2 separate regions of the Homo sapiens genome follow, and region 2 is linked to region 1. A link is a loop called in an ENCODE intact Hi-C map of the cell type or tissue named here. Cell type or tissue: mammary epithelial cell. All regions are shown on one strand.

Evidence for each region. A loop is a pair of places that touch in the nucleus more often than their neighbours do. Peaks named below come from ENCODE experiments on the same cell type or tissue, not always from the same donor. Only the 100,000 strongest peaks of a DNase experiment are listed, where the experiment ranks them.
Region 2: a loop joins it to region 1, with 3 times the contacts of the local background. A loop is called at or near these places in 34 of 110 quality-filtered maps.

The regions. Positions count from the first base shown.
Region 1 is chr22:29,820,011-29,822,510 of GRCh38, reverse strand. ASCC2 (activating signal cointegrator 1 complex subunit 2) reads left to right here. Exons shown (of 20, transcript NM_032204.5): 5 at 47-176. Among named protein-coding and RNA genes, the nearest start is that of ASCC2, 17 kb to the left of the region's middle. RefSeq lists silencers at 1,018-1,207, 997-1,291 and enhancers at 1,267-1,326, 1,387-1,436. In mammary epithelial cell, no CTCF peak of the experiment used is centred here; a DNase peak (open chromatin) is centred at 990.
Region 2 is chr22:29,869,230-29,871,729 of GRCh38, reverse strand. No RefSeq gene overlaps it. Among named protein-coding and RNA genes, the nearest start is that of MTMR3, 13 kb to the left of the region's middle. In mammary epithelial cell, no CTCF peak of the experiment used is centred here; a DNase peak (open chromatin) is centred at 999; H3K27ac peaks cover 555 bases.

The DNA of each region.
Region 1 (2,500 bases):
GAGTGTTCAGAAAATCTCTATCCTTTCTCTCTGCATTTTTCCTTAGGATCACTTCATTTCCCCTTCTGCGTTTGGAGAAATCCTCTACAATAACTTCCTCTTTGACATTCCAAAGATCCTGGACCTCTGCGTGCTCTTTGGAAAAGGCAACTCACCACTGCTCCAGAAGATGATAGGTGTGTAGGATGCAGGACTGGGAGGATGCACCAAGATGGCCCCCACATGCCAAACTAAAGGTTGCAAAGGCCAGCGCTTTGACAGTGCCCAGGGACTCAGGGCGATAGGGGCAGGGAGTCTTGGGAAATTGCTTAACAGATATATGAGTGTCACCTCAAAATGACTAGGTAGTGACACTACCTAGGGAGGTGGAAATAAAACTGTGTACCAGACAGTTCCCCAGGGATCTGGAAATTTTTTGTTTTTGTTTTTTTTCAGGAGAATCACTTGAACCTGGGAGGCAGAAGTTGCAGTGTTTGAGATGGAGCAAGACTCCATCTCAAAAAAAAAGAAAAAAGACAAAGCCTTGCTCTGTCACTCAGGCAAGAGTGCAGTGGCGCAATCATATTTCACTGCAGCTTCACATTCCTGGAGTAAAGCTATCCCCCCAACTCAGCCTCCCAGGTACCTGGGACTACAGGTGCACACCACCATGCCTGGCGAATTAAAAAAAAATTTTTTTTAGTAGATGGGGTCTCACTATGTTGTTCCAGCTGGTCTTGAACTCCTGGCCTCAAGTCATCCTCCTGCTTTAGCTTCCTGAACAGCTGAGATTACAGTGTAAGCCACCATTCTGCCTTGGGAGTGTATTAGTATTATGCAATTGGCCATGCATCAGACATAGGAATGGGGAAGTTTCCTTTGGCGACGAATGTAAGAACAGCAGTGATAACTAAGCTAACCTTTATTGGAGAGTGTTCCGGGGACCTGGCATTCTGCCAAGCACTCCACATATGTTATGTCAATTGGATCCTCACAGCAGCCCTGTGAGATAAGTGCTGTCATCATCCCCACTTACAGATAAGGAAACTGAGGTTAAAATGTAGGGGACTTGCCTGAGAGGATATGACTAATAAGTGGCCCAGCTGGGACGTGTGTAAACGTAGACCTGACTCTCAAGCTCTTGCTCTGCAACTCCCTGCTTCAGGGATGATGGCACTGTGTCAAAAATGTCATGATTTGCATTGTTGCTGAGAGCAGGTAGGGACAGAGTTCAGAGAGGGCTCTTCTGGGTTGCAAAAGGAACGGACATTAGCCGTTGGATCCCATTAGCAGGCAGAGGGGAGAAGGTTTGATCAAAAACAAGCAGTTTTTTTTAGAGGTTCCTCTTTATACGCACACACACACAAAAAAATAAGAAAAAAAGAGAAACAGAAGCACTGTGGGACGTTACAGAGGGAGCGCCCCAGTGAATTCCTCTTTGAATTGTAGCTCATGGAGCTGGGCCTGGCACAGAGGGGTGCTCACCCTGGACGCCCTTGCCAGCTCTCCTCACCTGGAGACTGTAGGACACAGTCTTCGAAATACCTAGTTACAAAACTGAGTTATCCCTTATAATGGTCACTTTCCTTTATTCTTTCCTTTTTTTTTTTTTTTTTTTGTGTATTGAGATGGAGTTTCGCTCTTGTTGCCCAGGCTAGAGTGCAATGGTGCAATCTCGGCCCACCGCAACCTCCGCCTCCCAGGTTCAAGTGATTCTCCTGCTTCAGCCTCCGAAGTAGCTGGGATTACAGGTATTTTTAGTAGAGATGGGGTTTCTCCACGTTGATCAGGCTGGTCTCGAACTCCCGACCTCAGGTGATCCACCCGCCTCGGCCTCCCAAAGTGTTGGGATTACAGGCGGTGAGCCACTGCGCCCAGCCTTTTTTTTTCTTAATGGTAAAGATAATATGTGTTAATTTAAGAAATTTTGAAAGGATATAAAGTATAGTGAAGCAGGAAAGCAGTTACCAGATTTCTACAAGAAACAACCATTTGGTTGTTTTTTCCTTCTAGTCTTTTCTCTGTATTTTTCTTAAACCATACTTGATCATAATGTATATGAAATTTTGCAGCCAGGCGAGGTGGCTCACGCCTGTAACCCCAGCACTTTGGGAGGCCGAGGCAGGCAAATCACGAGGTCAGGAGTTCGTGACCAATCTGGCCGACATAGTGAAACCCCGTCTCTACTAAAAATACAAAAAATTAGCCAGGTGTGGTGGTGTGCACCTGTAATCCCAGCTACCCGGGAGGCTGAGGGAGGAGAATCGTGTTAACCCAGGAGGCAGAGGTTGCAGTGAGCCAAGATGGTGCCACTGCACTCCAGCCTGGGTGACAGTGCGAGACTCCGTCTCAGAAAAAAAAGAAAAAAAGAAATTTTGCATCCAACATTTTCACTGAAATAATCTCTGGTTTCTCATTCATATCTAATTATTTCCTGATCATCAGTTAATCTTTTTTTTTTCCAGCCTGGGAAACACAGCCACACCCTGTCTCTACAAAAAATTAAAAATTAGGCGTGGTG
Region 2 (2,500 bases), 49 kb before region 1:
ATTTCTCCTGCCCCTGAGAGTTAGATAAATTTTCTTCTATTCTGGATCTCATTTGTTATAAAGTAATTCTCTGAAACAGTCTTCACCTCTGCAAAGATGACAAGAAAGAATAGAATAAGGTCACAGAAGCTCCACTGGGGAGGAATTTAAGAAGTGATTGAGGGCTATGAAAGAGTCTCACACCTGGTGTCAGAGGATCTTACGTTCCCAGCCCTGCCGCATCTCTACAGAGTTGGCCAAGCTGCCTCAGTTTCCCCAATGTGTCTGAGAACCAAGGAGTCCAAAGAGATGCAAATGCTCTCTCAGTCAATTTTTTTTTTTTTTTTTGGAGACGGAGTCTCACTCTCGCCCAGGCTGGAGTGCAGTGGTGTGATCTCAGCTCACTGCAACCTCCTCCTCCCAGCTTCAAGCAATACTTCTGTCTCAGCCTCCCGAGGAGCTGTGACTTCAAGCACACGCTGCCATGCCTGGCTAATGTTTTGTATTTTAGTAGAGACAGGGTTTCACCATGTTGTCCAGGCCAGTCTTGAACTCCTGAGCCCAGGCAATCCGCCTGCCTCAGCCTCCCAAAGTGCTAGGATTACAGGCCTGAGCCACCATGCCTGGCCTAGTCAATCTTTTTGTTGTAAATGTTTATTGAGTACCAGGACAAGCTCTGCCCATGCAACCGTGAACAAGACAAAACCAGTCCCTGGCCTCCTGAGACTTACAGTCTAGTTGGTAAGACAAAGTCAACAGAAGCCCAGGTAAGTACTGTAATGTAGAAGATATAGGATTTATGGCAGCAGTTGTGCAGCAGACTTGTGAAGGTCCCGGTGACATTGATACAGAGACTTGAAGGAAGGGGAGGAGCTAAGTGGGCAAAAATCAAAGAAAAAGTTGACTCAGAACCTGCAAATACGCAGAGGCAAAAGAGAGCTGGCCTCTTCCCCCAACAGGTATGGGTTTATTGGGGCATCTTTCTGTGAGGCAGTCTCACCATATTAAGGAGAGAATCTTTGCTGAAATTCTATGATCTAATGTTGTGTTGTTAATCACAGAGTGCAGGCTGGATTCCATAATGGTTACATTCTTTTAATATTACAAATTCCTTTTTCAGCACCTCTAGGAAATAATCAACCCTGTCCCAACAAGTCTCTGGATGTTGAAAAATCCGTTTTTTTTTTTTTTTTTTGAGACGGAGTCTCGTTCTGTCACCCAGGCTGGAGTGCAATGGCACGATCTCAGCTCACTGCAACCTCCACTTCCTGGGTTCAAGCGATTCTTGTGCCTCAGCCTTCCAGGTATCTGGGATTACAGGCACAAGCCACCACACCGGCTAATGTTTGTATTTTCAGTAGAGATGGGGTTTCACCATGTTAGCCAGGCTGGTCTCAAACTCCTGACCTCAAGTGATCCACCTGCATCAGCCTCCCAAAGTGCTGGGATTATAGGCATGAGCCACCATGCCGGGCCTGACAAATCCTTTTATTGTACATATTCCATCTGTCTCCCTGGTTCCCACGTTCGTGACTTTTTAAGGTCGAGTCTTCTAGAATCTGACCCACTGTGTCCTCCCTTATCAGGGCATATGCTGCATAAAAGGGCCCCAAGTGTGATGTGGAGGCCTCAGTCTTTCCAGTAAATTATAGAATTATGTACAATCAGAGAGAAAAAATAAAGCTCATTCTCTACTCTGAGCCCAGTGGTGTGGGAGGTTGCCAGTGAACACCCCTATGGGGAAATGTAGCTCTAAAGGCAGGAACCAGGGGATCAGAAATGTCACTGGAAATGAGTCTCCACTTCCCACCAACAAGGCTCAAAGAGACTGGGCAACTTGCACAGGGTCCTATGCAAAGAAGTGGATGGGCTGGCTTTCAAACCTAAGTGATTGACCTATGTCTTCAGAATTTCTCAAATATTTCTGAGGAAAGGTATTACATTGCTATCATCAAAATAAACCCCCCAAAAAAGATTCCCAGCTAAAAAATAACTGGGGACATGCCGAGTTCAACAAGGTAACCGAACAGTTTTGTTCTTTGCAGCAGAACTTCTGAGAGTCTTGATATACTGATGTACATAATAATCATCTAAGAAGAGCTTATGGAGTTTCCAGAGTTTCCAGAACTCATTTGAGCTGAGAACACATTACTGGGCAATTCTGGGATCTGGGGTCCATGGCACTCACTTTGAGAAACACTGCACTGACTGTTCTATGATCTTGTATTTATATCCTTGTATATAAAGGGAACCCAATCTGTTTGTTTTAGATGGATGATTTCTTTGTTGGGTGACCTCAAGTCAGTAATATTCTCCCCTTTTTGAGCTTCATTTTTATCCTCTACAACAGGTGACAGCAAACTTTTTCTGTAAAGAACCAGATAGGCTGGGCGCGGTGGCTCACGCCTGTAATCCCAGCACTTTGGGAGGCTGAGGCGGGCAGATCACCTAAAGTCAGGAGTTCAAGACCAGCCCGGCCAACATGGTGAAACCCCGTCTCTACTAAAAATATAAAACTTAG